Linked DNA regions of Homo sapiens: region 1 is linked to region 2. A link is an interaction called in ENCODE POLR2A ChIA-PET data of the cell type or tissue named here. Cell type or tissue: MCF 10A. All regions are shown on one strand. Links, peaks and the distances in the headings refer to the core of each region. The heading gives the core; the rest is flanking DNA. Region 1 overlaps CAMK2G (calcium/calmodulin dependent protein kinase II gamma). Region 2 overlaps ADK (adenosine kinase).

Region 1 (17,115 bases), core at 3,576-11,575, 430 kb before region 2:
CCTCCCACAGTCCTGGCACCGATACCATGCCCAGGACAGGGTCATGCACTCAGCCACCCCAGAGTTGCTCTGAAGATGAAATGAGGTCACAGATGTGAAAACGCTTTTAGAATAAAAGCACTACCCGAAACTCAAGGTTACATAAGGACAACATGAACGTGAGAACACCATAACGGATGCTAGACGGGCTGCTGAGAGACCGTCCTATTCTTCCTTGGGAAACAGAGGCTACCGAACAGGAGAGTACCCTGGGGGCTGTGATCCTCATTCAGTCACTCCTTAGGCAGCTGTTTACTGAGCACCTACTGCGTTCCAGATGCTCAGCAGCGAGAGAACGGCAGGGTTCCTGCTCTCTACAGAGGACATTCCTTCCTTCCAAGAGCCCCTCTCCACACACCCCCAGCAAGGTCCTGAATGAAGCCATGATCCCAGAAGCTAAGGATCGTCACCTTGAAGCATCAATTCTTTTCATCATTCTGGATGTAATTTTTTTTTTTTTTTGCAATGGAGTCTCGCTTTGTCAGTCAGGCTGGAGTGCAGTGGTGCAATCTCGGCTCACCGTAGCCTCCGCCTCTCAGGTTCTCCTGTCTTGGCCTCCCGAGTAGCTGGGACTACAGGCACATCCCACCACACCCAGCTAATTTTTGTATTTTTAGTAGAGACAGGGTTGGCCATGTTGGCCAGGCTGGTGGTCTCGAACTCCTGACCTCAAGTGATCTGCTCACTTCGGCCTCCCAGAGTCCTGGGATAACAGGTGTGAGCCACTGTGCCCCGCCTTTTTTGGATGGAAATTTGTCTTCAATGTATTTACTGCTAACTTCCTGGCCTCCTTAAACAGAGTCCATGGGACACAGTCTACACTTCCTCAATGACTCAGCTGTCAATACCAGCATCATTATGTAATTTCAGAATATAGTGATGTCCTCAGGGGCTCGAGACACACGGGACTGCAGAGGGTAGGGCCTGCAAAAATGACCCCAGAACAGAATATTTCCCCCATTCTTGGGTGCCTGTTTCAGGTTGCTTGCCCTCTCCCCTTGCTGTTGCTGTCTTCACCAGCCTGTCAGAAAAACAAATCCTGGCACCTGCAGCCAGGTGCCCACCAACACTACGGGGCCTCCTCGCATCCTTTCCCTCACCCTTGGCCCACTCTTTCCAGGTCCGGAGGCAACTCTCCCCACCTTCTCTACCTTCCCCAAGTCTCTCATTTTACCTCCTCCTCGGTGTAAATTTCTCCAAAAGCAAAATGAGAGGTCATCAGCAAGAACCCCTTTCAGCTCAGACTTCCACTCACAAGCCGATCTTCACCTGCCTCCACACTAATAGAAGTCTCAGGGGGATCATGGTCATCCCCGGGATGGACCCCCTGCCCTTGGCTCAGGAGCCCCCTCTCTTTTTCTGCTGTCCAAACCTTTGCTTCCTCAATTAGCAAGGATCTTCAACTCTTTCCTCTGGACTAGATTCTTCTCTATAGATTATAGTTAAGCCTCTCCTTAAACAAAAAAATTTTTTTTTTTTTTTGAAACAGCATCTCACTCTGTTGCCCAGGCTGGAGTGCAGTAGCACAATAATGGCTTACTGCAACCTCCACCTCTCTAGGCTCAGGTGATCCTCTCATCTCAGCCTCCCAAGTAGCTAAGGCACGTTACCACAACCAGCTAATTTTTAAAGTTTTTTTTTTTGTAGAGATGGGGTTTTGCCATGTTGCCCAGGCTGGTCTCAAACTTCCGGGCTCAAGTGATCTACCTACCCTGGTCTCCCAAAGTGCTGGGACTACAGGTGTGAGCCACCGCTCCTGACCAATATAATCTTTAAAAAGAAATTTTTTCTTCTTTAGAGGCAGAGTCTCCCTCTGTCACCCAGGCTGGAATGCAGTGTCATTATCTTGGCTCACTGCAACCTCCACCTCCTGGGTTCTAGTGATTCTCATGCCTCAGCCTCCCAAGTAGCTGGGATTATAGGTGTGTACCAACATACCCAGCTAATTTTTTGTATTTTTAGTAGAGATGGAGTTTCACTATGTTGGCCAGGCTGGTCTTGAACTCGTGGCCTCAAGTGATCGCCTGCCTTGGTCTCCCAAAGTGCTGGGATTACAGGTGTGAGCCTTACATTAAAAGCTCCCCTGGCCCATCTTAATCTAAGTATCACCATTTATTTCCCACCTCAATGCCTAGCTCCCCATGCCCCTCCTCACCCTCACTCCCTCTTCGTCTCACTGAAAACAGGGTTTCATCTTTCTCTCCACTGTCTCAGTGAAATGATGAAACAATGGCATCTAATGGTCAGAGCCAGGGGATTCTTCCCCAACTTAATCAGGGACTCTTCTGCATCTGATTCCTGACGCTCCCTTACTGAGACCCCCTGTTTCTTAGCTTCTGGGTCTTCTGGAAGGTCTCACTCTCAGTGCTCTTTGCTGGGCCCCCTAACTCTCCCTATCATTAAATGCTGGTGTGTAGTGGCCGTCTCTTCTCTACTACAGCCAATAGAAGCTCACCGTAAGAACTCAACCAGCATAGGAACAGGCCCATCTACAGCATAGGAAGAGGCTATTTCTACAGCCTCACTACCAACTACACAGAAATGACTACAATGTGGATTTCCAATTTTTAGCTTCTTTTCTAATCTCTAGGACCATATTTCTAACCACCCACTGAATGTGTCTGGCTGGAGGTTGCCAGACTCAGCAGGCACAAAATGAAAACCATCATCTTGGCCGGGCGCAGTGGCTCATGCCTGTAATCTCAGCACTTTGGGAAGCCGAGGCGGGTGGATCATGAGATCAGGAGATCGAAACCATCCTGACTAACACGGTGAAACCCCATCTCTACTAAAAATACAAAAAATTAGCCGGGCGTGGTGGCGGGCACCTGTAGTCCCAGCTACTCGGGAGGCTGAGGCAGGAGAATGGCATGAACCCGGGAGGCAGAGCTTGCAGTGAGACCGCGCCACTGCACTCCAGCCTGGGCGACAGAGCGAGACTCCATCTCAAAAAAAAAAAAAAAAAGAGAAAACCATCGTCTTGTCTCACAAACAAGCTCCTCCTCTGGTTTTCTTCTGGGTCAGTGAGGGTACAACTCTCCGCTCAACTTGAAACCTGGCCTCTCTCTTCTTTGCTCCCCCCAAATCCAACTGGAGAGAATTAAATCCTTTAGGTTCTCTCAAATATCTCTTGAATTTCAACACACTGCACATTCCCCCATCCTTACCCTCTGCTGAGACCTCACCTGGTCTTGCTTAGACTATTCCAACTATTAAAAAAGCTTCCTGAGCTCTCTGTCTCCAGCCCTTTTCTTTTAAAAATTTTCAATTCCCTTCTTTTTTTTTTTTTTTTTTTAAAGAGGTGGGGTCTGACCATCTTTCCCAGGCTGGAGTACAATGACTATTCACAGGTGCAATCATAGCTCGCTGCAGCCTCAAACTCCTGGGCTTATGATCCTCCTGCCTCAGCATCCCCAGCAGCTGAGACTACAGGCACATGCCACCATGCCTGGCAATTCATTTCCTCACAACTTCCAAAGTGTTCTTAAATGCAAATTTCATTCTTCTTTAAAACCCTTAAATGATTCCCTATGTTTTCAGAATAAAATCCAAACTCCTGAGGCAGAAACTTGTATGTCAGGGAATCTTTTGCCCCATTCTCTTGCATTCTGATATTTGCAGCCTCATCGACAACCAAACAACTCAACATTCCTTCAACTCACCATAGTTTCCCATAACCTCTCACTGTGCTAAACTCTGTCTGCAGGTTAACGTTCTGAGGACCTCGTTATTTGCCAAGAACAAGCACAGGGGTGTCACCTCCTCCGTGCAGCCTTCAGTAACCCCACCACCCACCAGGAACAGTAGGAGCTCCTGTACTCTCATTAGATTCTTGTACCTACTTGTCACATTGTAACATGACTGCCTGTTTGAGTGCCTGTCTCCCTAGATGATCTTTTGGGGCAGGGACCATGCCTCATTCATCTTTGTATCTCCAGCACCCAGACGGTAACCAGCACCAAAGAGGTATTTAATAAACACAGAATGGACAGATAAATAATGCCTCGTGGTTGTCAAGATGCCTAACTCTACCAAATCCTCTTCTTTGTCTGAAAGTTGATATTTCAGCTTGAAAGAATTGTGTATAAAAACAGAGTACGTCAACCCACACTGATAGCCTAGAGGACTCTCCTAGGACTTTAGCGCAGAAGCTTTATGCCTCAGCTTTTATGCTTTTAATGACTCAGAAACCCCTTCTGTTGATTTGTTGGATCTTGGTCACCACTCCAGTGGAGTTGAGATCTGAGTATGAACCCCAGCTTGGGAATTCACTTTGGGTTTTGCCAGCTGCTTTCTATCACCGGCTACCTGGAGTCCACAAGGGTCAACCTGAGCCCTCATCCAAGAACAGAACCAATCCCAGCCTGACAGCCATGAGTGGGGGAGAGAGGAGCAGTGGCCCACCAGCCCCATCAGCCTCCCGAGTCTCCCTGGTGACATTTATTGACCCTGGCCCTCAACAGTCCTCTGCCCGCCTGCTCAGTTATTGCTTGGGGCCCAGAATGAATCTCTGCTGGTAAGAAGGAGGGGGTGGTGCCGAGGGCACACAGAAGGCTGACACCCCTGAGCTCCTTGGCCACTAGCAAAGACACTTACACAGACCCACGGGTGCTTGAGAGCCTGGTCAGCCGTGATGCGCTTTGCTGGGTTTATGGTCAGCATCTGGTTGATCAAGTTCTTGGCTTCAGGAGTTACCGTGTCCCATTCTGGTGATGGGAACTAAGGAGCAGGAATAGGGAGAAGAATGTGGTATTGGTGAGCTTCATACCCTGCAACACTGGTTCTGTCTTCAACTCAACTCCTGTAATTGGGATACTCTGTGGTACCTAAAGCTGTGACTGGCAGAGTTGGAGAAGCCCTGCGGCTATTCCAGAACCTGTGTCAACTTAAAGACTTGGAAAGACAGACAGAACAGTCATGTTTAGAATGCCAGAACATCAGATTAGAGCGGGAAGGGGACTCCAACATTCTCTGGTTTAAGCCCAGCTCTATACTTAGGAGGGAACAGAGGCTCAGCAATGTGTCCAAGGTGCCACTGCAGTGGAGGGAGTCTCCAGGCCTTTTGTCCCTGTGTTACACAGCACACCAATGAGGCCGCTCCATTCTTTGCAAGTAAAGATCAAAGGACTTCAGTGGACTCCTCAATTTTAGTTATGAAGAAGGCTGTGCAAAAGAAAGTTGCTCCCTGGGACATAGAGTGGCAAGAATTGGGCCCTGGATGCCCATTCCTGGGTCCTCAAAGTCCCCTGACACCCCCGTATCACGTGACACACTAAACAAGCCTGCTCCCTTGGACAGAGCCCGAGGAGCAAGGACATCTGCCCTTCCTGGCCTGGCTGCCCGGCTCTCTGGTCCTTACATCATAGGCTCCAGCCTTGATCTGCTGATACAGCTTGTGCTGATCCTCATCCCAGAAGGGAGGATAGCCCACCAGGAGGATATACAGGATGACCCCTACGAGACAGAACACACAGGTCATGGGGGTCAGTCGCCTACTTCCCTGAGGAACCAAGAAAAACCATGCAGGGCTCAGAGCCACCTAGAAAGGCAGGGGCCATACCAGAGTCAGAAGTGGATGCCAGCCGATAATGCTATGCTACCAGCCCCTCCTGCTATGCCTCACACTTCACGTCACCAAGTCACACCAGGGATTTCTTTAGGCACAACCCATCCTCTAAGGCGTGGGCAAATCCCTCTCCAAGAAGGATACAATGTCATCCCAGAAGTACGCAGGGAGGAGGGTGTGATGGGAACAGCCATCCCAGGGGCAAACACCATAATTTCACATACACCAGGCACGTGTGTGACCTGCAAGGAATAGCGATGCCTCTTTCTTGCCATCATCGGAAGTTGAGGGCCCTTAACAGCGAAAAGCTGAGAGCGTGGAATGGGCTTACCGCAGGCCCAGATATCCACAGGTTTTCCATAGGGATCTTTCCTCAAGACCTCAGGGGACAAGTAACCTGGGGTGCCAGCAAAACCTGTAGCAAAAGAGAGGGCAGAGGCATACTGAACCCACTTTCTCTCTCGTTAAATCCACACCAGCCATTTCCCCCAAGTCCCATCTTATTCCTGCTGCTTTTGCTACATAAACTCTCAGCACATGGGCAGCAAGAGCTGACAGGCTGGGCTTCTTGTAGCGCCTGGAATCTGAACCAGACGGCAAAGCCGTATGCCTACCAGGAACTCCAGCTCCTTCCCACAGGCAGCAAGAAAGCAGTGCTGACAACAGCTAGACTTACTGTACTGAGTCGCGTACGGCCAAGAGAGATCTCGGAGGCCAGGACCATTAAGGGTCTGGCTTCTAGTTCTAATAGAGGAAGGCAGATCAGGAAGAGGAGGAAGGGCGGGGGCTGCATTCCGGGAAGACAGGATCACCCTTACCAAACCAAGCCTGCTGCTCTCCCTGTACTTCGATGGCTAGGCCAAAATCAGCCAGCTTGACGGCGGCACCCTTGCATTTACTCGCCAGCAGCAGGTTCTCAGGCTGCAGAAGAAACACAGAGAACCTTGTGAGCACCCACCCTGCAGCCCAGAGGAAGCCTAGTTTGGGCCTACGCAGTACCACTATCTGGCACCAGGTGGCGCCAACACTTCATGAGCAGAGGCACGGAGGGGAGCCTGGGTAGTACCTTCAGGTCCCTGTGGACGATGTCATGCTGGTGGATGTGGTTAACACTCTCCAGAATCTGATGTATACAGTGGCTAAAAAAGCAGAAGGAAAAGAAATGTTAGCGCAGGGTTAAACCACCTCATCCACATCCACAACCACATGCTGCAGACTAAGGCATGTGACAAGGGGCCACGGATTCACAGAGAATCACTTAACGGCCACTGGAACCTTAGACTCTGCACATCATCTTGTTCAACCTATTTAAAGAAAGAGGAAACCGAGGCCCAGGCAGATGCAATGGTTTTTCTAGGATCACCGCTAGAACGGGTTCCTCTCACCCCCTTTTGACTGGAAAGGTCTAACACAACCAACTCATTTCCAAGAGATCAGGAGACAGCCCAGAATCCTGAGGAAGAAGAGAGCATCCAATCCCTTCCTTCTTTCTCTTTCTCCATACAGTAACTTTGTTCTTGGAGAAGAAGCTTGTGCTGGCAACTTAGGAAGGAGAGTCCAACTAAACAACCTAAGCTACTTTGGCGGTGGGTGCACTCATTCATTTCCCTAAATGTTTATTGAGTGCCTAGGATAATGAAGATGGACAAGACCCAATAGCTGCCCTGAGGTCTGGCATCCAGTAAGGCAGCTAAAACAAGTACAAAGATACCTTTAAGAAACAATGTACTTAAGAGCTTCCAAACAGGGCATTTAAGGAGCACTTCTGATGATTTTGCGTAGAGAAAAAAACCCAAAGTTATTTTATTATTTTATTTTTGAGACAGGGTCTCACTCTGTTGCCTGGGTTAGAGTGCAATGTCGTGAACACAGCTCACCGCAGCCTTGACCTCCTGGGCTCAAGCAATCCTCCCACTTCAGCCTCCCCAGTAGCTGGGACCACAAGCATGAGCCACCGTGCCCAGCTAATTTTTGTATTTTTTTGTGGAGACAAGGTCTCACCATGTTGCCCAGGCTGGTCTTGAACTCCTGAGCTCAAGTGATCCACCCACCTTGGCCTCTCAGTGTTGGGATTACAGGCGTGAGCCACTGCGCCCAGCCACAGTCACACACGTAAATCAGACTGTCCACATAGCAAACCATCCTGCCATCCCTGTCATCAAACTCCTGACAGGGAGCGGGGGCAGTCTAGAGCAGTGGTTTTCAACTGGGAATGAATTTGCCGCCCGCCCCCCCCCACCGCAGGGGACATTTGGCAATGCCTAGAGAAATTTCTGGTTGTCACAACTGGAGGAGGGGTGCTCCCAGCATTTGGTGGGCAGAGGCCAAGGATGCTTCTAAATGTCTGCCACAATGCACAGGAGAGGCCTCACAACAAGGAAGTACCTGGCCTAAAACGTTAGTAGCACCAAGGCTGAGGAACTTGGCCTAGAATATAGACCCCCGTCATCAGGCACTATCTGGTATATTAAGCACATCTGCAGAGCATCCCAGTGTATGGGGCTGGGTGGCCTGGACTTACTATTCCTAAAATCTGATGCTGGGGATGCCACAAGAACCAAGGGGTCGTACTGGGTCCCTGGGGGCTGAAACTCGGGCCTCCCCATAGGACACAGCCCAAGAGTGGGCCACAGAAACTTTAAGACTGAGCTATAGAGGCGAGTCTCCACAGAGATGTATAATTAGAACAGAGCCGGGCTAGCAGGGAGCGCCTTCTGGCCAAAAATGGCAAAAGTGCGAAGTGTCCCAGCAGAGCCAGGCCAAGCCCACTGGTACAGTCACCCCCCCTCAGGGCCCCCTCCCTATAGCTCTCCCTCCTCCCCGCAGGCTCCCTGAGCCATCACTGCCTCCTCCGTCCCAGAGCCTCGTCCTCCCCTGCTGGCACTGGAATTCATCTCCCCACTTGAGAATTCTTCCCGAGGCTGAAGCATCTGAAGTTGATCAGCAAACATTGGCCTCTCAAGGTTGAGAAATTCGTGAGGAAGCTGCACTCCCCCACTCTCCAGAAGCAGCCAGAGCTGCCACATAAGCCAGATAAGCTGCAGGCAGGATGATCAAAACCAGGTTGTAGGGACATCACCCTCGAGAAAAGCAAGGCTGGGGGAAGAGCCAAGGCGGGAAAGGCAGGCTGAACAGGCGCCTGAGAGCGTGGGTGAGGGAGGCACCAGGGATTCCAGGGAGGGCAGAGGCTGAGGCATGTGGCCGGGGAACGGTCCTCAAGTTGGAGGAGCCCCACGGCAAGGCTGGTCATGGTGGTCTAGGGACAAGGTGACAGAGGCTGAAAGCTCCCGGGGCTCTATGGTTGGATTATCAGCCCAGAACTCTCCACTCCCTCAGGACAGAAACCATGTCTTCTGCACCTCTGGATCATGCCAGAGCCTCAGCACAGTGGCTTGAGCACACCAGAATTTGTCAAAGGAAAGAAAAGGGCAGAGGGGGACATTGGGCATGGTGGCGAGTACATGGTAGTGCAAAAAAAAAGTATTTCTGGGGTCACAGGGTAAAGGAGACTTGGAAAAGCTTTGTAAAACATTCATTTGGAAGTGATTTTTTTTGTGGGGGGGGGGAGGGGGACATAGTCTCGCTCTGTTACGCAGGCTGGAGTGCAGTGGCATGATCTTGGCTCACTGCAACCTTCGCTTACAGGTTTAAGTGATTCTCCTGCCTCAGCCGCCTAAGTAGCTGGGATTACAGGCACACACCACCACACCCGGCTAATTTTTTTGTATTTTTAGTAGAGACAGGGTTTCACTATGTTGGCCAGGCTGGGCTCCAACTTCTGACCTCAGGTGATCCAACTGCCTCAGCCTCCCAAAGTGCTGGGATTACAGGCATGAGCCACTGCGCCTGGTTAGGAAGTGCTGAATTTTTAACTTCTAATATCACCCACAGTATGCAAGCCCTAGCCCAGCTCAACAGAATCTTTCTCCAGACAAGAGCTATTCTGATCTTCCCCAAAGACTATTCAAACAGGTACAATGCTGGACCCCGAAGGTGGCCAAGACTTCCTTCAGTCCTAAACTCCAGAGCTACATTTGAACTCTCGGGCCCTCATCCTACCTGGCATCTGCTTCACTGTAGTACTCTCTGGCCACAATGTCTTCAAACAGCTCCCCGCCGGTAACACTGCAACCAACGGGAAGAAGAGGGTCAGAGGCAGAAAGGGTCCTTTGTCCAACCCCAATGTCCAAGAAGAAACAGGGTCACCCTGTAGAATGGCTTTCAGAGAAATCCCAACTCCCCATGCATTTCATCTGAGAGCTCAGAACACACTCGATCCTTCAGTGACACCCGGATTCTCCTTGAGGTATCATGGGCCGTCCCTTCCTTCCGGACATTTCTTTTTCCAAAATGCACAGATTCACTAATAGTCAGGCAGAGATGAAGATACAGGGATCTAAGAGAAAACAGTCAACCTACCCCAAAAGTCACAGCTTTGAGACCAACATAAACACTAAAATATCGCTGCCCAGGAAGGACAGAGCTACTACTGAAGTTGAAGAGTAATGAGACCAATGACACAGAGACCCAACCCTGAGAATCCTGGAGAGGAGTGTCCAGGAGGTAAGAGCCACTTTTAAGACATTAAACCACAACCAACGTGGAGGAGAGACCCAATCCAATGGAGCCTGGTTTCCGACTAATGAAAGCTACCTCTGATTTCTCAGGATTTTTAAGGTCATGCAAAGAGCTGTCTTTTATTTCTTCACTAAGGACAGCACACTGAGAAACAAGACAAAGGCATCTGTGCAAGGCGTGCTGCTGAACAGAAGTGCGAGAGGAATGCTGTCCTGGGGTTCAGAGCCCTGGGGGGACGCTGGGGGAACATGGAGACCCCCTTGGTGGGGGCAGCAATCTGCCCCAGTCAAATCCTTTCCCTCGGACAAAGGAGGGGGCCCTGGGCGGAGGCTGGAGAGCCTGTTTAGGCCTCTTCCTGAGCCTTCATTTTGAGTCAGCTAGAGGGAAAGGCCCCCACACCCTCAGAAAGTGGCACTTACAGGTCAAACACGAGGTAGTGAAACCCTTCTTCAGAAATACTGTCATGGAGGCGCACTGCAAGAGAGGAGATGGGGACAGAGATTAACAGAGAGAAAACTTGGAAATCCTAGGCTTCTCCTCAGCAGCCCCACCCCTGCCCCATCCTGTCGGGCTCACAGGGCTCTCCAGAAGGAGCAGTGGGGGGAAGTGGCGACGTGCCCAGTGCCCCCCAGTGCAAGGCTATGCAGCCTGGGAGCCAGAGCCTGGCGCTCTGGTTGCCACCTCAGACTCAGGCAAGAGAGAAAAGCTTCATGGCTAAGAAGTCAAGATGGAGAAAAGCCGGAACCTTCCCAGAGGGCTGGTCTCCGAGAAGGTGGTCCTGGGATATGATGCACGATGGTGAGATGCAGCGTGAGCAGCACCTAGCAATGTTGACGGCAGGGGACAACAATGACCAGATGGGAAAGCCAGAGAGCTCTTCCAGAGCAGTAAATGGGAGCAGAACTAAGGGGTGGGGAAGAAGGTGGAAAGGCAGAGCTCAGCAGGAAGGCACGTGGTGCAGGATAATGGATGGTGAGCCTGGAAGGCCACGCACACATTCAGGCAATGACAACAATAACAGCTTATTAAGTGCTTACTATGCCAGGCCTTGTGCTAGGCTCTTGCATACATTACTGATTCTGCAAGCATTTATCAAGCACCTACTATGTGCTGGACCCCACGCTAGGCAGCGGGATTCAGGAGGAACAGACAGAGTGCCTGCCTTTGAGGAGTTTATTATTCCTTTCGACCACCTGAGATGAATGTTATTCCCATTCTACAGATGAGGGCACCAGAGGCTCAGGGACACAAAGTCTCTTAACAAAGGCCAAAGAGCTTCTAAGTGGTGGGTCAAGATGTGAATCCAGTGCTACCTGACTCCAAAGACTGTGGTCTACACCACTGCTTCCCTTAAGAAATGTGGGGCAGCCCCCATATTCAGGCAACAAAGCCCTGGCATCCAAAAGAAAGACCACTTACAAATGTCCCTAAAGCAGCATCGCAGACAGGTCCGGGAGGGTGCCACTGGAAGAAGACTCGGGCGATGCACCAGCTGCGAGAAAAAGCTGGCAGGCGGAATCCCTCCCTGCTCCCCGCCTCCAAAGCTCTTGGGTAAAAAACCAACCTGAAGTCTTCTGAGGTCTCCTCTTCAAGTTTCTGCCCACAAAGCCACCTCTGGGTTAAATGCCAACCCCTGAGCATCATTCTAATGCAGAAACGACTCCGCTTTGGCTGACTGTCCTGTCCCTCCCCTCACGTGAACTCTCTTGATGGGGAACTTCTGTTCCAAAGGCCTCCCTCGGTTTGACCTTTGCTCCAAGCCTTGGCAGTTACAGGTGCACCTCATGGAGCACTTCAGGAATGGCCTGACACCAAACTAACCAGTTCAGTGCTAGGAGACAAAGAAATGGCCATGTCTCTTCCTGGGTGGGCCCTGGCTGCTTCCATTTCCAGTGTCACACGTTTCCTCAGGGCTGAGGTGCTTCCCTATGTCCCCTCCCCACGAAGCAAGATCATTCAGAAAGCAAAGTATACAACCCAGCCGGCACAGTCCCGAGGCACTGAACCACCACTATAGCCCCCTTGTTCTCCTCCCTTGATGACTGAGGACTCCGAAGCCTGCCAGGGCCGGAGCCAGGGCCTCAAGACTGTTTCCGCATCCCATTACCTACACTATTTGATCTAATCTAGTGACTCAACCCCAAAAATCCCATCCCAATCTCAGTATTTCTGGGAACGGGATCAAAGGCAGGTGATACTTCCAATATCCCTCCCATTATTGGATATAATGTATATATCCAATATACATTCTCTCCTGGGCAAAGAAGATGCTTCCCTAGGCCTGCAGATGACAGAGGGGGCTTTTAGGACAGGAGGAAGGAGCCAGCGCCAGGCCCCTGCCTTCCTCCCATAAAAATTAGCCTGGGCACACTCCATATACACTCAATCAAGTCCTCTCGAAGTCCTGCCATTGCCTCCGCCCCACTCACTTGCGCACCTCTGGTCTAAGTCGGTGCCTCACGCTGAGTCTTGCTGCAGCTGCTGCTCCCTCGCTTCCAAAAGGACTTTCCATTTAATTAAAAATTTGCTATTAAAAAGCATTAAAGTGTGTAATACAAATAATCCCCTGGAAATCAGCTGTCCCAGAAGCTACAGACCAGCTCCATTAGGGAGGTGACTAACAGCAGCAGCATGGGGAATTAACGGGACAGCAGCAGGTATGATGCTGACAACCATCTCAGAGAAGTGGAGCCACTCAGCTCTGCCTGGGCCTGGCACTGAGCCCTGCCTCAGCCAGAACCCCACCCCATGCCCAACACCACCCCATGCCCCACACCACCCTGCCCCCGCCCAGCACAGCAAGGCCAAGAACAGGGCAAGAAGTGCAGGCACCCAGGCCTCTGCCTAGACATGGAGTCATTGGCGTCTGCCCTTCTCCAGGAAGGCCACACACAGAGCCCAGGTGGGAGGAAGCCGGGGAAGGGAATTAGAAGAAAGGAGCAGCAAAGGAAGACTAATCCTTCTAGGCCACCCAGCAGAGAGAACAGCTTTGATGTGTGCCCCAGAGCAAGGCACCTGCCAAGACAAGGAGGGATGGAGGAAGCTGTATCTGAATAAGACTGCTATCGACATTTTTTTAATTTGTAAAGAAATTAACAGGACACTGAAGACAAGAGGAGAAATGACTGTGCCATTCTAAGTGCCTATTTAGCAACAGCAGATTCATTATTTCTTTTTTTTTTTAAGAGACAGGGTCTCACTATGTTGCCCAGGCTGGGCTGGAGATCCTGGTCTTGAGCCATCTCCTGTCTCAGCCTCCTGAGAGGCTGGGACCACAGCTGTGAGCCACCGCACCCCATCAGATTCTGATAATAACAATCTAAATCTAACAACTAACACTTAGTTGAGCTGTCCGTGTGCCGGCATCGTTCCATGGGCTCCACGTGCATTACTGTATTGAACCCTCACACCAGCTCTGCAGGGTAGCTACTTACATATAAATAACCCCATCTGACAGGAGAGGAAACTGAGGCTCCATAAGAAACCTGCCCAAAATCACACTAAGTGGCAGAACCGGGACTTGAAGCCAAGACAAACCAACATCAAGATTCCTGATATTGCAGAGTTGCTTGGGAGTCACCTTCTCAAATTCTTAGGCAAAGGAGCTCCAATCTGTCCCCACTACCTGTGGCCATTCTGACTGGCTCGACAATGTCCACTGGGCAGCTACCCCGGAGCAGGCGAGGCTGTACATGCCATGGATGTGGCTGTGAAGAAGAGGAGCCGGCCCTGCCACCTGGAGCTGCCAGGCGAAGAGGGAAGACAGGCTTTAAACCAGCAATTACACAAATGCGTTAACTAAGCACAACTGTGTCATGCTGTGAGGCAGGAGCAGAGGGACTATGGATGCGTGGAATAAAATAATCTGACACCCAGCCCATTCCAGAGTAAAGACAGGGCATGAAGGCCAACAAGGGCCAGGCCATGTCCATAGACAGGAAGATCTGGGGAAAGGAGTATAAAGCATTTACTGCATTTCAGCAACAAACCTAATTGCTGTTCTTTAAAAACCGTGGAAGACAGAACAGGCCAAAACACCTACAAACCTTTACTTGATATTTCATGTCTTCAAGGACTGAGATAGCCACAACCCAAATGTTGTGGCTATTTCCAATTCTTTAAAAACCACCCAACAATATGCCACATTTTAACTAACAAATCTTTCTCCAAAAAGCACTGAAAAAGTGTTGCTGTTAAAAATATCTGCAGCAATAACACAGTGGGAAGGAGGTCCTGTTGCCATGGGGGCTTGTGGGGGACTGAGCTGCCCCCCAAGAGCTTACTGTGGCAGGGCTCCCCCCACCCCCACCATGGGGGCAGGGATGTAGGAACTGCTCAGTCATGATTCAATGTTTCTTTTTATTTGCAACCGTTTCTTTGCTACACTTACTGTTAGCTGAATGGGTACTGGGCTCAAGGGTAAATGGTCAGGCTTGAATAACTTGTGAACTGAGTCGAGGCTGGGGGTCTTGAAGAGATCACTTCTAGGGGCTGGAATCTCCATTTTCATCATCTCCCTCCTAGCCCCCTTTCCTGGCTGAACCCTTTCATAACAACTCCACGAAGGGACCCAGATAACAAAACAGAGGCAGGCATAGAGGAGTTAAATAACTTGCCAGAGGTCACAGTTACTAATTAGCAAATCCCAGATTCAAACCCCAAATCTGGATGCGACTCCGAAGCCGCAAAACTTGGCTTCTCCAAGTATTGACAGGCATGCGGACCAGTAGCATGAGCATCAGCTGGAGACTCAGGTCCTACCCCAGACCCCCTGAATCAGAATCTGAATTTTAACATGATCCCTGCGTGAGTCATAAGCACATAAAAGTTTGAGAAGTGCTGCTCTAAACCACAATGCTAGACTATGATCGAAACTGCTGGGGCAGCTCAGCACGAAGGAAGACAGAGTCTATTCATTAGAGGACTTGAGAGCAGGGAGCAGGCAGATCACAGGTAGAACGGACTTCATTCAGACCTCAGACCTCACACCAGCGTCTCCTCCTCTCAACTCCCCACCACTGGCCACACTCCCAGCGCTGTTTGGAGTTCGGCAGTGTGCCTTACACCCAAACAGGCATTTTGTTGTTTGTTTGTTTGTTTTTAATTAATAAACTTTATTTTCAGAGCAGTTTTAGGTTCACACCAAAATTGAGCGGAAAGTACAGGGTGTTCCCAAATACCCGAGAACATTCCCAAATACCCCACGTCCCCCACATGCACAGTCTCCTCCACCATCAACATCTCCCACTAGAGTGGTGGATTTGTTACCGTCTATGAACCCACATTGACTCATCATCATTACCCAAAGTCCAGAGTTTATATCAGGGTTCACTCTTCCAACAGGCTTTTAACTCCTGGGACAGAATATCTAGCTATTAAGGGGAAACTGGGCATGACTGGCCCCTAGCACCAAATGCTCCATCTGAATTCAGTGCCTCCGAGTCTGACCACAGGCAGGGCTGACCACATGCTCTTTGCTCTAGCTTCCTCGACTGTGCACTGTTCTTGGGCTGGCCCGTTTGTTTCCCTTTGGGATGGAGTTCAAGAGGCCAGAGCCAAAAGGGTCACAGTTCTGAAGGACAGCGCAGTGGAGAGAGAAGAGGAATAGTGAATTAGGGGCACAAAATTGCCTCCTCTCCTGCCACAAGCCAGGTCCAGATCCATGGCAACCACAGCCGCCTGGACCTGCAGCTCCGCCACATCTCCAACAGCCCTGGTTCCCACCGGATGCTGGAGCTCCCAGGACACAGTCTTGACTCCCCCTTCCCTCTGCCCACCCTCAACCCCAGAATCGGTCCTCGGACCAACCTCCTTAGGACCTGGGAGCAGTCATGAAATGGAAGCACAGTTCTAGGAAATCAGAGGCCAAAAGAGTGACTGTGCCCCACCTGGCCTCTGAGCAGACGGCCAGGATATATGGTCCCTCCGCCTGCCTCCATTCTGAGCCGAGGGCAGATGGTAAAAGTAAAGGGCTACCAAACAGAGTGAAGTCTATGGGGTAAAAAAGTATGTATTTAATTCTAGAAATAAATAAAAAGACACCTAGGGCTTTTTTCACCTAGAATTCTATTTTTGTCCTTCCTGCTCATTTCTCAATTGTCTTCATTATACCCTGACCCGTCCGTGGCCAACCCATCCGTGGTCAACCCGCCCATGGTCAACCCGCCCGCATCGCGGGTGATGTGGACATGGTTCTGCTTCCTGCATCACTGACCCCTAGCTGCTGTTCTCCTGCCTACATGAGGACAAATTATCACTGCTGTACCAGTTGGTCACAAGGAGCATAAAGGAAAGGAAGTTACCCTCCTCAGATATTGAGACCCGGGTCTGGAACATCAAAATGCTTCTGTGCTTATGGGTGGCTTTAGTCACGCACATGTTTTTTCTTCCTGTTCTGGAACTTCTAGGTTAGAGGTCACAAGCTTGCAAGGCCTACAGGGGCCCAGGTGGGTAATGCAAATGTGAGCTCATAGTGGGTGACAAGGACAGTGGCCAGCGGGCTGCAGGGGCAGCCACCGCTCCTCACAGCTCCTTCTGGCCATGCAAGGTGGGGGCTCAGCAGAGCCAAGCCTTCTGACTGGAAAGGCGGGGGAATAGATTTTTTCTTTTTTCAAAATGTGAAATCTCATTTTTAAATATTGGCAAATAATAAAAATATTTTTAGACCACTGAGTCAGCCAAGCAAAACATGCCTAATCTGTGACTGCTGTTCTAGGTGTTTCCCTCTGTGGGCCCTCTCCTACCAAAGGCAACATGTCAGTCCCCACTGCGCTGTTTTCAGGTGAAGGCCTAACCTCAGAAACCACCTAGGAGCTCCAGTAGTTCTGCGGCCAGGAACCCACCAGCTGAGAGGTGCTGGCTCTGCAGAACACACTGCATCAGGCAAAGCCGATCACCACTGGCCACACCAATCTGCTTCGGGTGTAATCCAA
Region 2 (12,970 bases), core at 4,730-12,729:
TGCCCAATTCGGCTTTCTTCCCCAAATCTCTTCTTCTTCTTTTTTTTTTTCTTTGAGATGAAGTCTTGCTCTTGTTCCCCAGGCTGGAGTGTGATGGCATGATCTTGGCTCACTGCAACCTCTGCCTCCCAAGTTCAAGCAATTCTCCTGCCTTGGTCCCCTGAGTAGCTGGGATTACAGGTGGGTGCTACCACCCCTGGCTAATTTTTGTATTTTTAGTAGAGATGAGGTTTCACCATGTTGGCCAGGCTGGTCTCGAACTCCTGACCTCAGGTGATCCACCCGCCTCGGCCTCCCAAAGTGCTGGGATTACAGGCGTGAGCCACTGCGCCCGGCCTCTCCCCGAATTTCTTTCACAGGGATTGACTGCTAATAAACATCATATACCCAAAACTACTTCAGTGTCCATTTTCAGAGAATCCAGCTTGCAACAGGCAGGCGTATCGGCTTCATGTTGTCCTAAACCTTACGTAAAGTTCTATGCAATTTTTTTTGTGAATTTGCATTTTTCTTAGGAGGTCTGTGGCTTCCATTATCTTCTTTAAGATAGACTTGAAAATTAAAGGTTTTTCTCATCAAGGACTTAAGAAGGAAAGGCTTAAACATTTTTTTTTTGACTCAAGATCAAACTAAATACACTTGGCCATTGAACAATATGGGGGTTAGTAGTGCTGACCCTTTGCACAGTTGAAAATTGACATACGACTTTTTACTCTCCCAAAACTTAACTATTAATAATCTACTGTGTACCAGAAGTCCTACCAGTAACATAGTCTATAAACACATATTTTGTATATGTATTAAACACTGTATTCTTACAATAAAGCTAGAGAAAACAAAGTGTTATTAAGAAAATCATGGCCGGGCGTGGTAGCTCACACCTGTAATCCCAGCACTTTGGGAGGCCGAGGTGGGTGGATCACCTGAGGTCAGGAGTTTGAGGCCAGCCTGGCCAACATGGTAAAACCCTGTCTCTACTAAAAATACAAAAATTAGCTCGTGGTGGTGGCAGGCGCCTGTAATTCCAGCTACTCAGGAGGCTGAGGCGGGAGAATCGCTTGAACCTGGGAGGCAGAGGTTGCAGTGAGCCTGAAATTGCGCCATTGCAGCTCCAGCCTGGGCGACAAGAGCAAGACTCTGTCTTAAAAAAAAAGTCATAAGAGAAAACCTGTTTATTATTCATTGAGTGGAAGTGGATCATCATAAAGATCTTTATCCTTGTCATCTTCATATTGAGTAGGCTAAGGAGGAGGAGGGGTTGCTTTTTAAGAGGGGGCAGAGGTGATTAGTAGGAGAAAAATTTTAATGTGTGTATATATATATATATACACACACACATTATATATATATAATTTTTTGTAGAGACAGGGTCTTACTTTGTTGCCCAGGCTGGTCTTGAACTCCTGGGCTCAAGTGATCAGCCTGCCTCCTAAAGTGCTGGGATTACCAGCATGAGACACCGTACCTGACTGGAGGAACTACGTTTTTGATATGGTACTCAGAGAACTGAGTGCAGTACAGAAGCTTATACACCCCCTTTTTTTTATAGGGAAGTGGGGAAATGGAGAATGTAGACAGTTCTTTTGAGGGCCAGTAAATCATTTAGGTGGGAGGCAGACATTGTGGGAAGGTGAGAGGTGAAGCTGCAGGTTGTCTTACCATGCAGATGAAGGCCCCCTGGGTAATCTGTTGGAGCTGCCCTGGGAAGAATAGATGAAGTCTTTCTGGGCAGTAATGATCATGACTTCCAGCTTCTTCTCATGTAGTCGACCTTTCCTGATCATTTGATGAGATCCCTAGGAAGGGAGTTTAAGACAATTGCATTTCTTTTGGAAAGAAGCTTTTTTGGGCTGATAAGGAAATACCAGAGAGAGCCCCTCTCTGCGCTGGGGTGGGGGACACGACAAGTTAGAGGGATCTTGATTGTGAGGCAGCTTCTAAGGCCTTTAAGCATGTCTAAGTGCCAGTCTTTGGGGGTGTGGTTTGAGAGACCAAAATAGATGCCCCTTTATTAACTAGGACAGATCTTAAGGTTAAGGAAACAAAGTTACCTATCGGTAGAAAGTTCAGGGCCCTGCTGGTGTGGCAAATTTCTAAATTCCTATGGCTACAAGAAAAATCACTCTTATTAAACTCTCTAACAATAGGAGCTTTCAGACAAATTATCACAATTCTGATTTACAGCCCAGACTACTACAACTCTGGACAGAATTCCCAACTTAGAAACATTCTTTTCTTTTCTTTTTTTTCTTCTTTGAGACAGAGTCTCACTCTGTCACCCAGGCTGGAGTGCAGTGGCACAATCTTGGCTTACTACAACCTCCACCTCCCATGTTCAAGAAATTCTCCAGCCTCAGCCTCCAGTGCGGACCACTATGCCTGGGTAATTTTTGTATTTTTAGTGGAGATGGGGTTTCGCTATGTTGGCCAGGCTGTTCTTTAACTCCTGACCTCAGGTGATCTGCCTGCCTCAGCCTTCCAAAGTACTGGGATTACAGGCATGAACCACTGTACCCAGCCCTTAGAAACATTCTTTTCTGATAAGCTTTATAGACCTTGAGTTTCAACCAGCTTTAGAGGCTGGGCACAAATTGTCTTTGCATCGTATAGTTTTTATCTTTTGATGTAAAGAGCCAAATTCCACCTTATTTTAATGCTAAAGCCCCACCCCAAAGTGAGCATAGGATGTATATTACACATATGTTTACCCATTGCACGTGCGCTCAGCTCTTCTCGTAAATATGAATAGCTTTCCCCTAAATCTGCTGAATATATATGATTCTGTTGTGTAATATGGGCCCTGTGAGGCATAAAACCCAACCTATCCTTCCCCTGTTTGAAGACAGAGCACCTTTGGTTTGCACTGGAGACTTTTTCTTCGCTGGTTGCAAACCCATATTCCCAGTAAAGCTCTCCTTTCTACTACGTAGCTTCTGGTTATCTTTTGGATGACAGGGGTATTGCTTTCTGGGCCCCAACACTGGGAAGCAGCACTTAACCATTGTAAGCAAGGAGAAGGGTGTATTAATTTTCTGTTTTTCAGATAACAAATTGACACAAATTTAGCAGCTTTAAAACAATACCCTTTTATTATCTTATAGTTCTATAGGCCAGAAATCTGATACAGTGTGTCTCACTCAGCTGGTTCTCAGCTCCAGGTTTTACAAGGCAGAAATCAAGATGCTGGGAGGATAGTGTATGTTCCTTTCTGGAGGCTCTAGGGGTGAATGTTTCCAAGCTCTTTCTGGTTGTTAGCTGAATTCAGTTACTTGCAGTTGTAGGACTGAGGTTCCCATTTACTTGCTGGCTTTTTGGGAAGTGGTGTTTACCTGTTTAATCTCAGTGGTGTTTACCTGTTTAATCTCAGTGGTATGTGTAGTTATATGGGATTGTGTGTTTTAAATTGATCTCTTTTGTACCTTTCCTTTCTATTCCTTTGATTTTTGTTCTTTTTCATCTCCTTTTACTTTCTTTGGGTTTATCTATTGTTCCTTTTCAAATATCTTTTTTTTTTTGAGACGGAGTCTCAGTCTGTTGCACAGACTGCAGTACAGTGGAACGATCTCAGCTCACTGCAAACTCCACTTCCCCAGTTCAAGCGATTCTCCTGCCTCAGCCTCCGGAGTAGCTGGGATTACAGGCGCCTGCCACCACACCCAGCTAATTTTCCTGTTTTTAGTTAGAGACAGGGTTTCACCATTTGGCCAGGCTGATCTCGAACTCTTGACCTCGGGTGATCCGCCCTCCTCAGCCTCCCAAAATGCTGGGATTACAGGCATGAGCCACTACACCCAGCCTTTAAATATCTTAATAAGAATACTTAGCTCATTCATTTACAGCCTTTTTTCATTTCTAAGATGAGCACTTAAGTCTATACATTTTTCTCAGAATACCTTTTTTGTGTGACCTGGACTGTGTGAGATAGTTTTTTACTTTTTCATTTTGAAGTGTTTTAAATTTCTTTTGTTTTGTTTTGTTTTGTTTTGTTTTTTTGAGATGGAGTTCTCACTCTGTCGCCCAGGCTGGAGTGCAGTGGTGTGATCTCGGCTCACTGCAAGCTCCCCCTCCCGGGTTCACGCCATTCTCCTGCCTCAGCCTCCCAAGTAGCTGGGACTACAGGCACCCGCCACCATGCCTGGGTAATATTTTTTTGTATTTTTAGTAGTGACGGGGTTTCACCATGTTAGCCCGGATGGTCTCGATCTCCTGACCTCGTGATCCACCTGCCTCGGCCTCCCAAAGTGCTGGGATTACAGGTGTGAGCCACCGCGCCCAGCTAAATTTCTTTTATGGTTTCTTTTTGACCTGTTGATTGTTTGGGAATTGTTTAGAAATACGGGTTTTTAAAAAGCTATTTTTTCTTTGATTGTACATTGTGGTCAGAGAATAAGTTCCATGTGATATCTATGCTTAGAAATTTTTTAGATTTATATTTTGCCAGTACATGACTACTTTTGTAATGTTTTATGTATATTTGATAAAAATATAGATTATCTAATTATTGGATGCAGAAATTCATATATTCCATATATCATTATATGATCCATACATATTCAAGCTTGTTAATTATTATTTCCTGAATATAATCTTTGTTTATTTATATGCTTGACTGGTCAGTAATAGAAAAATGTTGTGTCAAAATCTACTGGGAGGGGTGGCGACGTAGCTCACCCCTGTAATCCCAGCACTTTGGGAGGCTGAGGTGGGTGGTCTGCTTGAGCTCAGGAGTTTGAGACCAGCCTGGGCAATATGGCAAAACCCCATCTCTACTAAAAATACAAAAATTAGCCAGGCTTAGTGGCAGGCACCTGTAAACCCAGCTACTCGGGAGGCTGAGACAGGAGAACTGCGTGATCCTGAGAGGTGGAAGTTGCAGTGAGCTGAGATTGCACCACTGCACTCCAGTCTGGGTGACAGAGTGAGACCCCATCTCAAAAAAAAAAATTAAAAAAAAAAAAAAAAAAAACAACCCTAAAACAAATCTACTGTGATGTTAGGTTTGTCCATTTTTTTCCAGATTTTTTTGGCTTGATATATTTTGAGACTATTTTATTAGATGCACATACTTTTAAAATTACTTTGTCTTACTGGTAATGTGAACTTAAATAATTTTGTTATGATCCTTTCTTTCCTAGTTGATCATCTTTTAGTTTAAAGTTTATCTGATAACAATTACATGTAGTTAAACTTCTTTCTTTTGGTCAACATTTGACCAATATGTCCTTTTTCCTTCTTTCACTTTTTTTATTTTTATTTTTAGAGTTGGGGTCTGGATATATTGCCCAGGCAGAAGTACAGTGACTGTTTATAGGCATGATGATAGCACACTACATCCTCTAACTTGTGGCCTCAAGCGATCTTCCCGTCTTAGCCTCCTGAGTAGCTGGGACTACAGATGTTAGCCATCACACTCAGCTTCTTTCACATTTATACATTAGGAGTCCTTTTGCTTTTTATATGTCTTTTATAATAGCCATTAGTTGGATTCTTTAATCTTATAATCTTTATTTTTTAACATAATGATTTTTGATTTTTGTTCATCCCTCTTGTTCTTGGCTTCATAAAAAAAATTGAGGCCAGCTGGGCGCGGTGGCTCACGCCTGTAATCCCAGCACTTTGGGAGGCTGAGGCAGGTGGATCACGAGATCAGGAATTCAAGACCAGCATGGCCAAGATGGTGAAACCTCATCTCTCCTAAAAATACAAAAATTAGCCGGGCGTAGTGGTGGGCGCCTGTAATCCCAGCTACTCGGGAGGCTGAGGCAGGGAGATTTGCTTGAATCTGGGAGGCGGAGGTTGCAGTGATCCGAGATTGCGCCACTGCATTCCAGCATGGGTGACAGAGCGAGACTCCATCTTAAAAAAATAAACAAAAAATAAAAATTGAGGCCAGGTGCAGTGGCTCACGCCTGTAATCCCAGCACTTTGGGAGGCTGAGGTGGGTGGATCATGGTCAGGAGTTTGAGACCAGTCTGGCCAATATAGTGAAACCCCGTCTCTACTAAAAATACAAAAATTAGCTGGGCATGGTGGCTCATGCCTGTAGTCCCAGCTACTTGGGAGGCTAAGGCCAGAGAATCACTTGAACCCGGAGGTTGCAGTGAGCCGAGATCGTACCACTGCACTCCAGCTTGGGTGACAGAGTGAGACTTCATCTCAAAAAAAAAAAAAAAAATTGAGTGCCTTTTACCCAGAGCCTCACCAACAGAATTGCCAAACTTTTGATTTTTTCTTTTTTTGCCAGTTTGATCACTAAATAGTGATGTTTCATCTTACCTCGAATTTTTTTTTTTCATGAGTGAAGTTGAGCATCTTGTTTAAAAACATTTGTGGCCAAGTGAAGTGCTCAGGTCTGTAATCCCAGCAAGTTGGGAGGCTGAGGCAGAGGATTGCTTGAAACCAGGAATTTGAGATCAGCCCAGGCAATGTAGGGAGACCCCGTCTCTAAAAAAGAAAAATTAAACTGGTGTGGTATTATGTACTTGTAGTCCCAGCTATTCAGAAGGCTCAGGGAGGAGGATCACTTGAGCCCAGGAGTTTAAGGCTGCAATGAGTTATTATTGCACCACTGCACCCAACCTGGGTGACAGAGTTAGACTAGATCTCTTAAAACAAACAAAAAGTTTACTTTTCTCTTTTCTGTAAAATGTCTGTTCATATCGTCTCTACCACACTTATTTTTTTGGTGGGATTGTGTCTTTTTAGTGATATCTGTGTTTTTTTGTTTTTTGTTTTTTGTTTTGGAGCCAGGGTCTTGCTCACTGCAACCTCCACCTTCCTCAAGCGATTCTCCTGCCTCAGCCTCCCAAGTAGCTGGGACTACAGGCATGTGCCACCATGCCCGGCTAATTTTTTGTATTTTTAGTAGAGATGGGGTTTCACTGTGTTAGCCAGGATGGTATGGATCTCCTGACCTTGTGATCTACCCGCCTTGGCCTCCCAAAGTGCTGGGATTACAGGTGTGAGCCACCGCGCCCGGCCTTAAACAAGTTTAAACACACACACACACACACACACACACACACACGTTTTTTAGAGTTGGGGCTTGCCTTGTAGCCCAGGCTGGTGTCTAACTTCTGGCCTCAAGTATTTCTCCCACCTTGGCCTTCCAGATAGTTTGGATTATGGGTGTTTACCCCTATGCCCAGCTCTAAATAAGTTTTAATGCCAACCATCACTTCTATTTGTAGAGATTCCTAATGCCACCCAGTGTAATGCTTTTGGGGCTATGGCAGTGTAAATTTGGTTTTCTCACTGCTGTTTATAATTCAGCTTTCTTGGGTCTATTGAGTTGATCACTGCACCTCACTCTGCTTTCCACTGTCCAAAATTTTGTCACCATTATTTTTTTGTTTTTCTTGTCTTTCAGAGTTTTAGTGAGGTTTCAGGAGGAATCAGAAGTTCATGCATGTATTAAGTCCTTTGGTTTTACTGAAAGTTTGACACATATTTTGAATTGTAGTTATTTTGTCTTTCCTAATTTAGATGCAAAATTAAGTTGTCTAGTGAGATACTCAGTTAATCAAGTTGAGATATTAAGGGTTACAAAAAGGTTTACCACACTGGTTTATATACAGGTTAAGTATCCATAATTTGAAAATTTGAAATTCATAATGCTCCAAAATCTGAAACATTTTGTGAGCCGACAAGAGACTCAAAAGAAATTTTGAATAAGGTATACTCAACTTGGATAATATTCATTTGAAGCATGTAAAGGAAATAATGGCTGTTATGTGTTATACACAAATGTGAAGATAGTGTTGATTTGATGCTTTACTTTTGATAATGTTGATCTGATGCCCTGGTTTTGATCACTTAACAGATACCCATGTGCTTTATGGGAAGTTGAGTTCTTCTTATGCTCATGGGCTGAGCCCGAATTAATCCAAATCAGTAATGGTAATTTTATGCCCTCTCCCATTGATTTGATAGTGAGTGGCCTTGAGAGCCAGTTCATTGGGGGAAGTTCCCCACTTTTTTGGTAAAGAAACATAAGCAAGGGGAAGGCAGTCTCTCTTATGATCCTAGACATTAAATTGTTACTTGCAACTAGTGTAGCTACTTTGAAACCGTTAGGGGACAAAAAGTCATCACACTAAAGATGACACAGGAAAAACAAGGAAAGAACTTAGGTCCATGATCTTGATGAGGCATCATAAATTACCTATCCCTGGAGCTGCTGTAGCTCTGGACTTTTTGTTATATGAGATAATAATTCCTCAGATTGACTTAGAATACCAATCAAAATAACTATTATTTTAGCTAGCTAAGAAAAAAAATCTGAGTAAATACCATAAGGTTCAGATTACATAAATATGAAGATCAAAACTGCAAGTTTTCTGAGAAGTTAGTTATTATTGTTTTTTACTAATATGAGCTGCATTGGAAATTTATTTTCTTTTTAAAAAATTATTGCTGTCTTTGTCCATAACTTTTATGGACCTGACATTTTAGTTGTTTGGAAAAATTGGTAATTTTAATCTTTTGTTTTGGTATGATTCAGGTTGACCTGACATTTTAATACATCTGGCTCCTAGGACTGATTAAAGAGACATTTTATTTGTTGAAATATGCACATTTTCTTCATGAAATTGGTTTTCTTTTTTATGTGTGACTTTTCTTGCAAAAGCTTACAAGGCACATGCTTTTGATAGCAGTGTTACATTTTTAATTAATATTTTAGATGTAAAAGGTGACAGTTTAAAAGATTGTTTTATTAGTGGGTTATCCTTAAAAGCAAGTGGCATTTGGTTTTATTTTACAATAGAGTTTAATCTTACATGTTTTTTGTTAAAGTAATGTTACCAAAAAATCTCTTATTGAACTATTTGTGGTGAACTTTTTAAGGATGTTTAAGATTTCACATGCAGTTTAACTGATCACAGATGAAGTTGTAAATTAATACCTCATGAGCGTATTTGACTGCAGGGCATTGTTGTGAATCAAAACCGCTTTGTTCCTGTAAACTGTGAAAGGGGTTTAAGCATATGGATTAAAATTGCATGGTGATACCGAAGTACTTATGAAAAGACACTGTAGTTGGATCATTTAAAATGTACTAAAATATTACGAATAGCCATAAAATATAATAATTCCCTGAAGCTTTTAAGAGTGGTAAGATTTAGTTTTATTTCTTTGTTGGATTTAACTACTTTAATAAGAAATTGTTTTGTTGCTTTTGGAACTATGCATAGTAATGAGAATAACCATGATGATGAGAACACTGGAAGCTTCCCAGAAAACATGTATTTCTTCAGAAATGTTCTTGGTTGTGACAAATATATATATGAAGCTTTTCCTTGTTCCCATCTGAGTCATTCCCTTACCAGAACCTTTAGAATGAAAGGTTTAATGATATCTTCTAGTATAAGATTATGAAATGAGCATTGTTTAGTGTAAAATCATATTTTTCTTTTGCTGTTAATTTTGTCTTATAGTATATGAAAATCACCTGGTGTAGAATGTATTTTTCCTGCCATAAGAAACTGTCAAGAATCTATTGAAAAAATACCATGAGAGTAGTTGTTCTGGATGACAATGGTAGGTTCTGATTTACTGACGTAGAAGCAAGCTTCAGTTAGCCACTTTAGTCATAGGTAAACACTAGATTAGCCTAAGGAAAAATTGTTGGGAAGCTTTTGGAGTTCTCATCTGTGTCACTGTTTTAGATCTCTTCAAGTTCTTTGAAAATTTTGGTACCTCCCTGTTTAACAAATATTCTGTTTTCTGCTATCTAATTAGTTCTCATGTAGATGACGTTTCTAATACTAATTACCACACTTTCTTGGACTCCTCTTTTATAACGACCTTTATCTCCATTCCATTTGATCAACTGTTTTTTAGGACTATGTTCTGAACCTACTTCCTACCCAGGACTGCTTTAAAAAAAGTAATCTATGTTAGCTTCCTGTTTGGCTTCTTCCTAGTTTGACTTTACTCTCTATATACAGCCTGAGTGGCATGCTCGGTTATTTCAGCTACATCTTACCATTACTCAGTTCTCTCTCCCTTTTGACCTTGCTGGTTTCTAAATCTGGGTCAATTTGTGTGCCTTGCTTCTTGACTTGATATTACAATTAACTTATTTTGTCATACTAGATGTTTTCAGCCATCTTTGATCCCCAGGTTGCTCACCAACTCTTATTATCCTTTGAAATGACTCTCAAATCTTACCCCTCTTTTTGACTTTTATGTTTGTTGCCCTCATCTTCATCTTTTTTTTTTTTTTAATGAGACGGAGTTTCGCTCTTGTTTTCTTTCTTTCTTTTTTTTTTTTTTTTGAGACAGAGTCTCGCTCTTGCCCAGGCTGGAGTGCAGTGGCGCCATCTCTGCTCACTGCAAGATCCGCCTCCTGAGTTCACGCCATTCTCCTGCCTCAGCCTCCTGAGTAGCTGGGACTACAGGTGCCCGCCACCACGCCTGGCTAATTTTTTGTATTTTTAGTAGAGATGGGGTTTCACCGTGTTAGCCTGGATAGTCTTGATCTCCTGACCTTGTGATCCGCCTGCCTAGGCCTCCCAAAGTGCTGGGATTACAGGCATGAGCCACTGCGCCCAGCTCGCTCTTGTTTTCTTGTTGCCCAGGCTGGAGTGCAATGGTTTGATCTTGGCTCACTGCAACCTCCGCCTCCTGCGTTCAAGAGATTCTCCTGCTTCAGCCTTCTGAGTAGTTGGCATTACAGGCGTGTGCCACCATGCCCGGCTAATTTTTTGTATTTTTAGTAGAGACAGGGTTTCTCCATGTTGGCCAGGCTGGTCTCGAACTCCCGAACTCAGGTGATCCGCCAGTCTTGGCCTCCCAAAGTGCTAGGATTACAGGCATGAGCCACCACGCCTGGCAAATTCTATTTTTTTTTTTTTTTTTTGAGACGGAATTTTGCTCTTGCTGCCTAGGCTGTGCAATGGCACGATCTCGGCTCACCGTGGCCTCTCCCTCCCAGGTTCAAGTGAGTCTCCTGCCTCAGCCTCCCAAGTAGCTGGGATTACAGACGTGTGTCACCATGCCCGGCTAATTTTGTATTTTTAGTAGAGACGGGGTTTCTCCACGTTGGTCAGGCTGGCCTGGAACTCCCAACCTCAGATGATCTGTCTGCTTCGGCCTCGCCAAGTGCTGGGATTACAGGCGTGAGCCACTGCTCCCAGCCCTTCATCTCTTACATTAGGTGCCATAGCACTCACCTCTGTGGCTCTGTTTCTTCTATCCCAACAGCACATGAGGGATTGGGTCCCCTTCCATCTCTCCAACTCCCTACTCCTACTACCACATAAATTAACAGAAACTCCCTTTAGTAGTAATTCTCAAATGAGGTGCCAAATCTTGGTCTGTATGGAATGTGTATTTGGTTTTAAAAAAATTCTAAAAGTGATTCTCTTCTGAGGTCCTAAAGGGTCTTTTGCAGGACTTCCTCAAATTCGTCTTTTACAATGCTATAGGAGTCATCTTTGTCAAACATAGATTTACTCATTTTACAACTGTGTAACAACTTATTTTTTGCCAAGTATTGGGATAGCTACTGGAGTTAGTAAAGTGAATATTAGGGTGCTTACTTTTGAGAAAAATGCTAATAATATAGTATAGCCATCATTTACTGGAACTTTTTTAAGTGCTAGGCACTTCATGTATTTATCCTTATAATAGTCCTTCAGTGTAGATATTATTAGCCACTGTACAGATGAGCAGCCATTCTCAGAATTCTGAGGACTCACATAGTAATTCATTAGGCAAGTGATAAGCTTTATGATAAATACTTGAAAGGGACCTCTAAGAGCATAGAGGAGGGATATCTAGTTTAGAGTTGGAAGATTAACAGAATAGGCTTCACAGAGAAGATGATGTATTAAGCTGAGTATTTAAAGACAAGTAGGAACTTAGACAAAATGATAGATTGGAAAATGAGTGTGTGGCATGGTTATATTTGTGAATAGTCTTTGTACAGAGATATAAGAGAAGCATTTTATGAGAACACCTGGTGCTCACTTAGGCAACACATATACTAAAGTTGGAGAACAGCTCAATATGACTGAAGCATAGTATGTGAGATGGGGAATTTAGAGTGGTTTAGATATAAAGACATTAAACTAGGTTGTATTTTATATATTTATACATCTATATCTATATATCTATATCTATATGCATCTGTGGTCCCAGCTACTAAGGAGGCTGAGGTGGGAGGATCGCCTGAGCCTGGGAGATCAAGGCTCCACTGAGCCGAGATTGCACCATTGCACTCCAGCCTGGGTGACAGAGTGAGACCCTGTCTCAAACAAAACAAAACAAAACAAAAACCCAGTTAGACTGCTGGAATAGTCCAAATAAGAAATCAGGAGGCCTTGAAACGTGTCAGTGGGATTAAAGAGGAGAGAGGTGGAATTGAAGGTTATCTGGTAGGTGCAATCAACAGACTTAGTGGTTTAAAAAGTGAGTGAGAGGTTATAGTCAGGTTGGGACTATGTATTAATCCTTTATTTTTTTAATTTACTGTACTGTACTATGTATTATTGTTAATATCCTTTATTTCAGATTGACATATACCCTTAAATATTCTTAAGATCATATCCTTAAGGTCTTAATAGTCTCTGAATAAATATTGGTATAAGCTGCTTCCTAAATGATTTCCCATTTATTTACTGGTGTTTTTATATATCTATTTAGAGACTGAATCTCACTATGTTGCCCAGGCTAGAGTGCAGGAGCATGATCATAGCTTACTGTAACCTCACACTCTTGGGTTCAAGTGATTCTCCTGCCTCAGCTTCCCAAGCAGCTAGGACTACAAGTGTGTGCCACCACACCTGGCTCATTTTTTAATTTTTGCAGAAACAGACTCTTGCTATGTTGCTCAGACTGGTCTCAAACTCCTGGCCTAAAGCGATCCTTCAGTCCCTGCCTCCCAAAGCAGTGGGACTGCAGGTGCGAGTCACCATGGCTGGCTTGAGGAGTGTTTTTTAAAACATCCTGGCCAACTGTGAGC

What was found. Peaks named below come from ENCODE experiments on the same cell type or tissue, not always from the same donor. Only the 100,000 strongest peaks of a DNase experiment are listed, where the experiment ranks them.
Region 1: POLR2A ChIA-PET joins it to region 2 with 5 read pairs; 1 of 35 experiments calls an interaction of 5 or more read pairs at or near these places.

The regions. Positions count from the first base shown.
Region 1 is chr10:73,842,590-73,859,704 of GRCh38, forward strand. CAMK2G (calcium/calmodulin dependent protein kinase II gamma) reads right to left here. Exons shown (of 23, transcript NM_001367534.1): 4 at 10,603-10,657; 5 at 9,665-9,730; 6 at 6,672-6,744; 7 at 6,424-6,526; 8 at 5,937-6,020; 9 at 5,399-5,493; 10 at 4,636-4,758. Among named protein-coding and RNA genes, the nearest start is that of CAMK2G, 23 kb to the right of the region's middle. RefSeq lists enhancers at 15,471-15,971, 15,972-16,472, 16,884-16,933. In MCF 10A, for the core only: a CTCF peak has its summit at 6,630 (motif pointing right); a DNase peak (open chromatin) is centred at 6,642.
Region 2 is chr10:74,273,421-74,286,390 of GRCh38, forward strand. The region is part of intron 3 of ADK (adenosine kinase); the gene reads left to right. Among named protein-coding and RNA genes, the nearest start is that of ADK, 130 kb to the left of the region's middle. In MCF 10A, for the core only: no CTCF peak of the experiment used is centred there; DNase peaks (open chromatin) are centred at 8,951, 9,271 and 9,581.